2 separate regions of the Homo sapiens genome follow, and region 2 is linked to region 1. The links are chromatin loops, found by intact Hi-C in ENCODE. Cell type or tissue: Caco-2. All regions are shown on one strand. Links, peaks and the distances in the headings refer to the core of each region. The heading gives the core; the rest is flanking DNA. Region 1 has its middle 120 kb from the start of PPP2R2B-IT1. Region 2 has its middle 64 kb from the start of STK32A-AS1.

Evidence for each region. A loop is a pair of places that touch in the nucleus more often than their neighbours do. Peaks named below come from ENCODE experiments on the same cell type or tissue, not always from the same donor. Only the 100,000 strongest peaks of a DNase experiment are listed, where the experiment ranks them.
Region 2: a loop joins it to region 1, with 3 times the contacts of the local background. A loop is called at or near these places in 2 of 110 quality-filtered maps.

Annotation. Positions count from the first base shown.
Region 1 is chr5:147,039,984-147,045,366 of GRCh38, forward strand. It overlaps a transcript of PPP2R2B not described here. Among named protein-coding and RNA genes, the nearest start is that of PPP2R2B-IT1, 120 kb to the left of the region's middle. In Caco-2, for the core only: no CTCF peak of the experiment used is centred there; a DNase peak (open chromatin) is centred at 2,098.
Region 2 is chr5:147,168,063-147,173,445 of GRCh38, forward strand. No RefSeq gene overlaps it. Among named protein-coding and RNA genes, the nearest start is that of STK32A-AS1, 64 kb to the right of the region's middle. In Caco-2, for the core only: no CTCF peak of the experiment used is centred there; DNase peaks (open chromatin) are centred at 1,519, 1,958 and 2,699.

The DNA.
Region 1 (5,383 bases), core at 200-5,199:
CCCAGGCACTGTTTTAGATGTTTTACGTATCTTATTTCATTTGTTGACCCTGTTAAGTGGCAAGCTTTGAGAGCCTCACTTATAAAAAGCTAAAATTCATGGAGTGAAGATGCCTTTCTTCTTCCATGCCATAAAATCAGGTCTTGCTGGGCAAGTGGGTTTTTAAATGAACATTGGGTATCACTGGAAGCCTCAAACTCTAATCAGTTTGGTGAGGTCTATGCTATGACCTGATAATGTTGTTTCAAATAAATAATTATTCAAATAAATAATTTTGTATGATACCCTAGCATATCTGAGGATCAACAGAGAATTGTAATGAGAGCTTTGGCCACTGCCTCACCTATAGGATCACTTCCATTTATCATCTCAGCTCTAATTTATCTGAATCAAAGTTTAAAACAATTTCCAAACAGAAGACTAGAAATACTGCAAATAAAGTGAATTTGGAGGAGGCTGTTCCCAGCAGGTACAGAAAGCTTAGCCCAGGTCAGTTAGACAGGGACAAATGCAAGCTGGCATAGGGTCATGCTTGAGATTGGACTGGAGAAATTGTAGGAGAACCAGTTCATAATAAATGACTGTCCCAAATCCCCCGCCCTGAGCTCAAAATACTCAGGCTTGGCCCTTTACTTAGTGATGCTTCAGGGGCTCAGTGTGAGCAAACATGTAACATATACCCTGGCCCTGAATGACCTTGTTAGGTACTCCGTGTGAGGAAGGTAGCACTTACGAGAACATTCTTGAAGGTTTAATAACAGCGAAGTCTTTTCAGCTCATTCTGTGTGTAAATAGGGCCAATTTCAAGAAAAGATGAGTTTCCTTAAAAAAAAAAAAAAAACTGTAAAATAATAGTGCCATTACACATACCTCCCTCAGCCATTTAAAAATACCTTGAGGCTGGTTCTCTCCTGAGGGCTTATCAAGACACAAGCCTGCCAAGTGAAAGGTAGTCGATTCTTTATAGTGTATCCTTGAGGTGTTTTCCCCTCTTCACAGAGTTACTACTCAGGTCAGCACATTGTTCTAAGGTATTCCCAGGAATGTCAGAAACAGTCAAACCACTTTGCATGTAAGTACAGAGGCCAAAACACCACTCTGGAGTCCACAGGCTGGTTCAGTCCTGGTAGTTTACACTAATTCTCTGTGTGGTTTTGGGAAGCTCACCCAAGGGTTTTGGGTTAACCGCTCTGCAAGATGGTGGGCAGGATCTAAAAAGGGCTTCCATGTCACTTCCAACTCTGGCTGTCTGACTCGATGAGGACTGCCAAGGGCCAGTGGGTGCCCTCCTCTCCTCACAGGCTGTAGCAGCCATCTAGAAAATAGCTCTGTTCACAGGCAAGGGAGAAAATTGACATTGTTCCTTTGCTTCTGAGTTCACCTGTAAGACCCTTCCTTCAGCATTCTGCAGCTATGCTCTCTCCAACTGAGACTTAGAGAATTGGGCATTATAAACAGCAAATCTAATCCCCTTTTCTCCACCATCATTGTTCCCTGGTGCTAAGTCCAGAGTTTCCATACCCTGAACTAGACATGGAAGGAGGGAGGAGACTACGCAAAGTTCAGTGGTGCCATTTTTTTTTTAACTTTGTCATCCTAGGACAAAGTTTCTTGAAGTATTACACTTAGAGTTTTTTCCTTAGAAGGCACTGGGGTACTTCCTGAAGACGGTGATTCTTGGGCTTAGCTCAGGATCTACTGATTCAGAGCTTTAGGGGGGCTGTAAGTCCCCAGATCTTCATTTTCTTTATTTTTATTATTTGCTTTTTATTCATTTGTTTAACCCTTTTCTACCATAGCTTCATGGTGTCTAACACCTCAGTGACAAAGCTTTGTTGATGACAGTGTAATGCCCAACCTTGTTTTTACTAACGCTATTTTTAGACTCTCCCTTTCCTTTAATCACCTAGCCTTGCTTCCACCTGAATTGACCCTCCCTTAGCTAAGAGAGCCAGACAGACTCCATCTTGGCTCTTTCACTGGCAGCCCCTTCCTCAAGGATTTAACTTGTGCAAGCTGACTCCCAGCACATCCAAGAATGCAATTAACTGATAAGATACTGTGGCGAGCTATATCCGCAGTTCCCAGGAATTCGTCCGATTGATAACGCCCAAATCCCCACGTCTATCACCTTGTAATAGTCTTAAAGCCCCTGCACCTGGAACTGTTTACTTTCCTGTAACCATTTATCCTTTTAACTTTTTGCCTACTTTACTTCTGTAAAATTGTTTTAACTAGACCCCCCCCTCCCCTTTCTAAACCAAAGTATAAAAGAAAATCTAGCCCCTTCTTCAGGGCCGAGAGAACTTTGAGCATTAGCCGTCTCTTGGCTGCCGGCTAAACAAGCGGACTCAATTCGTTTCCAAGTGTGGCGTTTTCTATAACTCGCTCAGGTACAACAACAGGGTGGGGGATTGCTTTGAGATCTCCTAATTAAAAATGCCATAGGACTACCCAGATTTTTGGTTACTGAGTACAAATCTTCATTTTAAGCCAAATACTGTAGATAATTCTTATTTATGGTAGCTAACATTTGGAAACTACTGTCCTAGAAAAAGGTAGACAAAAACTTTTAGCCTTTTGCTGCTACTAACCATGATGATTATTCATTCATCCAACAAAGATTTATCATTCACTACTATATGCCAGGTAAAATAATGAGCAAAAACACAAAGTCCCTGTTCTCACGGAGCCAGCAGTCTAGCAAGAGAAAGAAATGATAAACAAATACATAATATGTCAAGTAGTAAGAAAATCTAGGCAGTGAGATGAAGGGTGAGTGATGGGAGGTGTGCTTTTCAGACAAAGTAGGCAGGAAGGTTTGTATGTAGGATGATTGTGCAAAGACAAAAGAAGTAAGGAAAAGAACCATGTGGCTGAGGGAAGAGCATTCCAGACGGAGGGAGCCACAAGTAGAAAGGCCCTGGAGAGGGGATGTACGTGGTCTGTTTGAAGAACAGCAATGAGTCCAGTGTGGCTGGAGTGAGGTGAGTGAAGAGGAGTTAGAGGAGATCAGGGGCTAATACCTTGTAGCTTGTTTGCGTTATTTCTAGGCTGCAGAATACTATACAGTCTGGATTGTGGAACAATGATTTGCAGTGATAATATATTATACACCTGTTCTTAGTCTTTTGTCCTTATTTATGCTGTAACTCCCTGTTCCTGGCTGAACTCCTGAAGACAACCTAAAATAGGTCTTTTGCTTGAGAATTGGGGCAAAGAATAAGAAAGCTTTGGGAGGGAGGTGCTATGGACTAAATTGTGTCCCCCTGCAAAGTCATAGTTTGAAGCCCCAACCCCCAATGTGGCTGCATTTAATAATAGGGCCATTAAGGAGGTAATTATGGTTAAATGAGGTTATTAGGGGTGGGACCTTAATCTAGCAGGACTGGTGGTGTTTTTGCAAGAAGAGAAACGCAGAGAAAAGACCACGTGAGGACTCAGTTGAGAAGACGGTCGTCAGCAAGCCAAGGAGAGAGACCCTAGGAGAAACCAGCCTGCTGGGACCTGGATCTGATACTTTCAGCCTCCAGAACTGTGAGAAAATAAACTACTGTTGTTTAAGCCACCCAGACTCGGGCATTTTGATATGGCAGCCTTAGCAAACTAATACAGGAGGGTAGGACCAGGAGGTCTTTATTTAATTATTCACCTATTTACTTCCTCAGACTTTGCTGCATGCTCAGTATGTGCAAGGCACTGTGCTGCTTCTTTGCATGCATTATTTTATTTAATCTCACAGCAATACTGAAGTAAGCTTTATGACCATCACCTTACAGATAAAGAAACAGAGGCTTACTTAGGGGCAGTCAGTTGGCCAGGGGACATGTTGGAGCTTTTATTCAAATGCAGGACTGTAACAGTAAAGCCTGTGTTTTCCCTACATCTCAGAAGCGGGAGAACAGAGGTGTGGAGCCAGCCTACCTGGGTCCAAATCCCACCTCTCCTGCTTGCTAACTATGTGACTTTGGGCAACTTACTTATCTTTCTGGGCTTTGGTGTCTGCATCTGTAAAATGGGGACAATAAATGCTTTCCCTTAACTAGACTGTAATTAGCACTAAGTGAGCTAATACATTAAAACATTAGAATAGGGCTAGCCACCTAAATGCTTATTACCACCCTGAAGTCACAGGGCCCTGCTTGAAGGAATTTGAAATCTTTAGGCTGTACAGAGTATGAAAACCCTCCTCATTCTCATGTTGAGTTTTCATGTGGAAAGGGCCTCAGGTTTCTTATTTAGTAGTTCTAAGAAATAGATTTCAGTGCAATTTAAAGACTTAGGCATACTTGGCATTGTCCAGAAGTAGAATGGCCAGGTTTGAGAGGGAGCAATCTCTCTGTTGCTATCTGGTCAGGAATGTTGTGAGGGGGTTCAGGGCACCTGTGAAGGGCTGGCATAGATGAATTCAGAAGTCTTCTCTTGCATAGAAATTTTATAATTCTTTCTAATGGGATGGGAATAGGTGTGCTACAAGACTGGGGCAGCTCTGTTTTCCTTGCATAATATATTTTCTTTCTTTCTTTTTTGTTTAAAAAGTGAATTGTGTTGCCTTTAGACAGGGCTTGAACTCACAAATTCATAACAGCCAGTATCATGCTTTTTTTATTTTTTAAGCTTCTGCAGGATTTTACATTTGGGGTTCTGACTCACATGCTTAAGCATCCTGTCATCTGGGTTGTAGGACGATGAAAGGATTATTAATTAAGGTAGACATGGCATCCTAACCTTGGCTTGTAAGACTGACTGTTGGTCAACTCCCCTGAGAGGGCTGCCTTGCTGTTTCTATAGGAATATATGCAGCAGAGCATATGCACAATTCTAGATGGAGGCTTTGACACAGCAGCTATATCTTGCTGAATAAACATGATATGAAAACATTCTTAGTGGTTCTGTCCTAAGTCTGCCTTTCCTTTTCTTCCAAACATCATGCTTTTGCAAGTGGTCTGCCTGGAAGAGCAAATTCACTCCTATGCCTGGAATGTTTACTGCTATTCCAAACAGAACAGAATGTGTTTCTGCCACTGCTTATTGAGAATAAAAAATTCTTTGTCTGGATGTCAAGACAATAAACAGGTGTCCATGTTTATAAAGCAGTTCTATTCAGATACAGTCACAGATAGACATTCAGGAATTTGAGGGCATGCCTAGAGCCATTTACAACTCTACATAATGTAACAGTAAGGACTGTTTCTAGTGACCACTTATCTCTGTTTTGTGTGTCCCACCCCTTAAAATACATTCATGTACTGCATAATGACATTTTGGTCAATAATCAACCACATATACGATGGTGATTCCATAAGATTTTCAAATTGTATTTTTACTGAATCTTTTCTATGTTTAGATATGTTTAAGTCTGGAAATACTTACCATTGTGTTA
Region 2 (5,383 bases), core at 140-5,139, 130 kb after region 1:
ACTGAATGGTTGCTATATGCAGGGACTTTGCACATATTACATACATTGTGAACAGACTTTGTATCCTGACTCTCTTCCCCCATGCTTGCTTGGAGCCCTGTCATGTCTCAGAACATCATTGTTTTCCTTACATTACACTCAGTCACACTCATCATGCACTATTTCAAGAGGATTAGTAATTAATGGGGTATTTACTAAAGAACAGAGGATAGTACTGCTCTATTCCAAACAACAAAATTTAAAGTCATCCCATCATTAAACATTTCAGTCCTCTCTTAAAATTTTTTCTATGTGACTGCTCTGTTGCTGGGTCTCTCCTCTCGTGTTCTCCCTATAACCTCTAAAACATCCACTGTGCTTGCCCAAGCAATCCAGGTCTTCCACCACAGATCAAATACTCTGTTCACCAAAGCAGAAATCCAATAGTTAATCTATGTGATTTTCTTTGTAAATCACAGTTGATTGGGGCCCACATACAGCATCCCTGCAAGGTTGGCCTTATTATCCACCAAAGGTTCAGAAAACTTAGGTAACACGTCAGGGTTGCTGCTAGGTAGTAGCACAGCTAGGATCCGAATGCCCATTGTTTTCATTCTTACACCTGTGATCCTTGCATTGGACATGCTTCTCTAGGGGCATTCCTGTCACAGCATGGACAAGGACATAGTTTCATTTACTGGGCTTGCAATGCAGCTTCAGGGGAGAGGTGGCTCACTCAGCACTGTTCATTCTGGAAACCATGGTTTCCTGTTTCAGGATCTGATGACTCGCTATCAGACCTTGGACATGTTATTTTTCTCTGAAGTTTCCATTTATAACAAGTGGACTTTGCATAAACATATGAGGTTGCTACATGGTTAAAAAGTAGGCTGTGTAAAACAACAAAATTACAAGATGTGATTTAAGGCACTCAGGGGGTTGTGACTGAACATGGAGTCCCTGTATTGCAAAGCAGTTTCTCCTCTTGCTTTTCTTCCTAACTCCACAGCTCTGCTCCTCACTCTGTAGATTTTCTTACAAGACTACTGGGATGCTTACACAGTCAACACTGAGGCATGTGAAGCACGTGCATTGTTCAAGTGTGAAGCCACCAGTGGGCACAGCTGTTATTATATATGAATAGTCAATGACAGCATATTCATATTCAAATATATAATCTGGCCCAAATTGAAATCATAGTAGAATAACCAACCAAGGATACCTAAGTCAGAATCCTCTCTGTTCCACCAATGATTGCAAAGTTTGGAAATGAAAGAAGCCTCAGGGAGAAACACACACACACACACACACAACCACACACACAACAGAACACATTTCATCTAGCTTCAGTGGATCTCTCTGAAATAGAAGCAAAAACTAAGTGAGTAAAAACCTTGCTTCAGTGGAGTATTTATTGCATACTGAACTACTCTGTCAAGTACTCAGCTTATCATTAAACATTAATTTCCCTAGAAACTGGAGCTTTCACTTCTTGTAGCTGTAGCAATTAAGGACAGCTTTGGCTGGGCAGCTCTGACTTCCCAGCATGACTAAGAGCTCTGTGGCCTTGCCTCAACTATGACACAGAGACCTTTGCTCATTTATAAGCCTTGTCATTTTTCTGGGAAATACAAGATAAATCCTGCCCAAATGCAATAACCCAGGTCAGACCTGTAAACCTAATTCTAGTAATAAACAAACTAATTGTCAAGAGGAAGCTATAGTTATTGATTAAGCCTACCCTTTTGCCCTCAAACAAAGCATCTTATTATCTCCAGGAGTGTGCTTTTTGTTTTTCATCTCTCTGTAATGTACTATCGTCATAATTGTATAAAATATAATTTTGTACTATAATCAAAAGTGTGGAGCCCAGCAGAGTCTGCAACTCCCATGTCTGTAGTGTTTATACTCAAAAAGGCCACATCATGGCTTAGCAACATGGTTTCATTCACGCAGCTGTCTCTGTCTCAGGAAGGGACAAGGTGTCACACCTGATGGGTGCAGGGACAGAGAGGTGACTTCACTAAAGTCACAAACTGAGCCAAGGGCTGCACCGAGAATAAGCATCTAGTTCCAAGCCCAGGCTATGTTCTTTATGCACTTTGTACCTGGTTCTCTATTGTCATCACAAATTCATATTTTGTAATAAAAACACACCAAGGATTTTTGACCTTATGTATCATGTGAGGCTCTGAAAGATTACGAATCCACCACAGGCACCTGCCACAGGCTGAATTATTATTCTTCAATGATAGGCTGTCTTTACCTCTGTTGAAGGTGCTGCTGATTCTCAGTTACCCAGGTAAATACAGGGGAACAGACACTAAAAGCACAAGATAATCAGAGAGTCGTTAATAGCATATAAAGATTTGTCTCCAAGGAATGTTCATGGCAGCATTTTCATAGGGAAAAACTTACTTCTTTTTTCTCAAGGGATTTCAGAACAAAATAGAACAAAGCATTCTTGATGAAAGTCTACTAGCCTTGTTTTTTTTTTTTAAAAAAAAAAAAGAAAGAAAAGAAAGAAAAAAGCTGCCAAATATTCCTTACTGCAAATGAACACCAGAGATATAAGAAAGATAAAAGCTGACACTGCTGCAAATCACATATTTAGGGGAGGAACATCCTGGCTTGGAGGCAAGGCCATGCTGACCTCTGAGACGTATCTAGGGGCCCAGCATGTGGCAGGAGCAAAGTTCAACCTGGCATGTCTGAGAGGCCACATCACAGGCGCCACAGGCCAGGCAGGGGAGCGGATGATGACATTCACATTGAACTCACACAGGAACCTAGCAAGAATATCCAGTTTTGAGAAAACATGAGACTCTGATTTATCAAGTAGAAAACAAACACCAGACTGTACAGATCAAAGCAGAGCATTTAGAAACCTCACTGATGGAGAAATGCAAATCAAAACCACAATGAGATACCATCTCACACCAGTTAGAATGGCGATCATTAAAGTCAGGAAACAACAGGTGCTGGAGAGGATGTGGAGACATAGGAAGGCTTTTACACTGTTGGTGGGACTGTAAACTAGTTCAACCATTGTGGAAGACAGTGTGGCGATTCCTCAAGGATCTAGAACTAGAAATATCATTTGACCCAGCCATCCCATTACTGGGAATATACCCAAAGGATTATAAATCATGCTGCTATAAAGACACATGCACATGTATGTTTATTGTGGCACTATTCACAATAGCAAAGACTTGGAACCAACCCAAATGTCCATCAATGATAGACTGGATTAAGAAAATGTGGCACATATACACTATGGAATACTATGCAGCCATAAAAAAGGATGAGTTCATGTCCTTTGTAGGGACATGGAGGAAGCTGGAAACCATCGTTCTCAGCAAACTATCACAAGGACAGAAAACAAAACACCACATGTTCTCACTCATAGGTGGGAACTGAGCAATGAGAACACTTGGACACAGGGTGGGGAACATCACACACTGGGACCTGTCACGTGGTGGGGTGAGGTGGGAGGGATAGCATTAGGAGAAATACTTAATGTAAATGATGAATTAATTGGTGCAGCACACCAACATGGCACATATATACATATGTAGCAAACCTGCACGTTGTGCACATGTACCCTAGAACTTAAAGTACAATAAAAAAAAAAGGAACCCCACTTATGGGAGAGAGGTACATAAGCAAAGAGCCCTGAATTTAAAACTAAGCCTTCACAGGCACTAGTGGTGTGACATTGAGCAGGTCACTTCTCTGAGCCTGGGTTTGTCCTTAGGGCTGCCCTGAGGAAGAAATGAGTTAGCGTGCAGGAAGAGTCATGTAGACTTTGGCATAGAATAAGCCCATAATATATGTTCATGAATATTGTTGATCTTCTTACCATCTATTGCAAAAGGTGTTTCCCCAATCCCTTAAGCATGGGCTATACTTAGTGAGTGACTTCTTCCAAAGAATACAGTGTGGAGAAGCAGAAAAAAGAGTAACTTTACAATTAGGAAGCCTAACATCACTTCAACTAGGTGATCCAGGTCCACAGCAGGGATAAGTCATGCCAACAGTTCACACCCTCACGTGATGTGATGCGAAGGGCACTTTACCTCAGTGGTTGTCCTCCCCCAAATCCCTAACTCCAGTCTAACTATGAGCAAAGCATCAGGCAAATCCTAGGAAGAAGGCATTCTACAAAATACCTGGCCAGTATTTCTCAAAAGTGTCAAGGTCATTGAAAACAAGGAAAGCCTGAGAAAGCAAGTCACAGCCCAGAGGAACATAAGGACATGTATTGACTCGGTGTAATGCAGTATCCTGAATGAGATCCCAGAACAGAAACAGGACATTAAAGAAAAACTAACAAAATCCAAATGAATTATGAAGTTTAGTTAATGATAACGTATCAATATTGGTTCATTAGTTGTGATAGAGCTACATGCTGAAGTAAAATGTTAATAGTAGGGGAAACTGAGCGCAAGGTATACGGGAATTTCTGTACTGTTGTTGCAACTTTTCTGTCAATCAATCTAACACTATTCTAAAATAAAAATTTATTTAAATAAACAAGAGGCTGAACTCCCACTTGCCAGGAATGCTTCAAGTGGTCTTCACACATTAGAAGGGGAAGATATTAGACTTGACACCTTCTCTGAGATCCAACTCTAAACTTGTATGAGGTCACTTTTCACCTTGAAGAGCCCCCAGGCACATCTCTTTGGCTTAGGTCTATTTTCTCAATGTGGTTGCCATCCCACTCCTCATGCTATGAGGTCTTAGCTTCTAAAGTCTGTGTGCTAATAGCAGCTTCCCCCCACCTGGTTGCTGACTTAAAAACAAGATGTCTTCACAATTCACACCTTTTTGTTTTAAAAGTCTTTCAGGGAAGCAGAAAGCAGATGAGCACAACTATCAACGGGGAGTTTTACAAGGCTTAAGCTAAATCTCAGTTCTCTTTCTGAGATGGTAACTTTTAAAAGTGACTAATGTTTCGTGAGCATATATTCAATGCCAAACACCAGTCTACGCACTTTACAAAGTAATCTTATTTAATCATCACAAAAGGCTACAAACAAGTTACCATTAGCATCTCCATTTTACAGATGAGTACATTGGGTCACAAATTATTTAAGTGACTCATGCAAGTTCATACAATAATAATGGCTAACTGGAATCCGAGCTGTTCTGTATGCAGAACCCATTATGAATGAAATTTGGCAAATGTCTCCCTCTACACAGCAAGTTGGTCATAAAATTCATTCAGAACAGAATGATGAGTCTTCAATCACTTGTCCCATGATATGGTTTGGATTTGTGACCCTACTCAAGTCTCATGTCAAATTGTAATCCCCAAAGTTGGAAGAGGGGCCTGGTGGGAGGTGATTGGATCTTGGGGGTGAATTCCTCCCTTGCTGTTATCATAATAGTGAGTTCT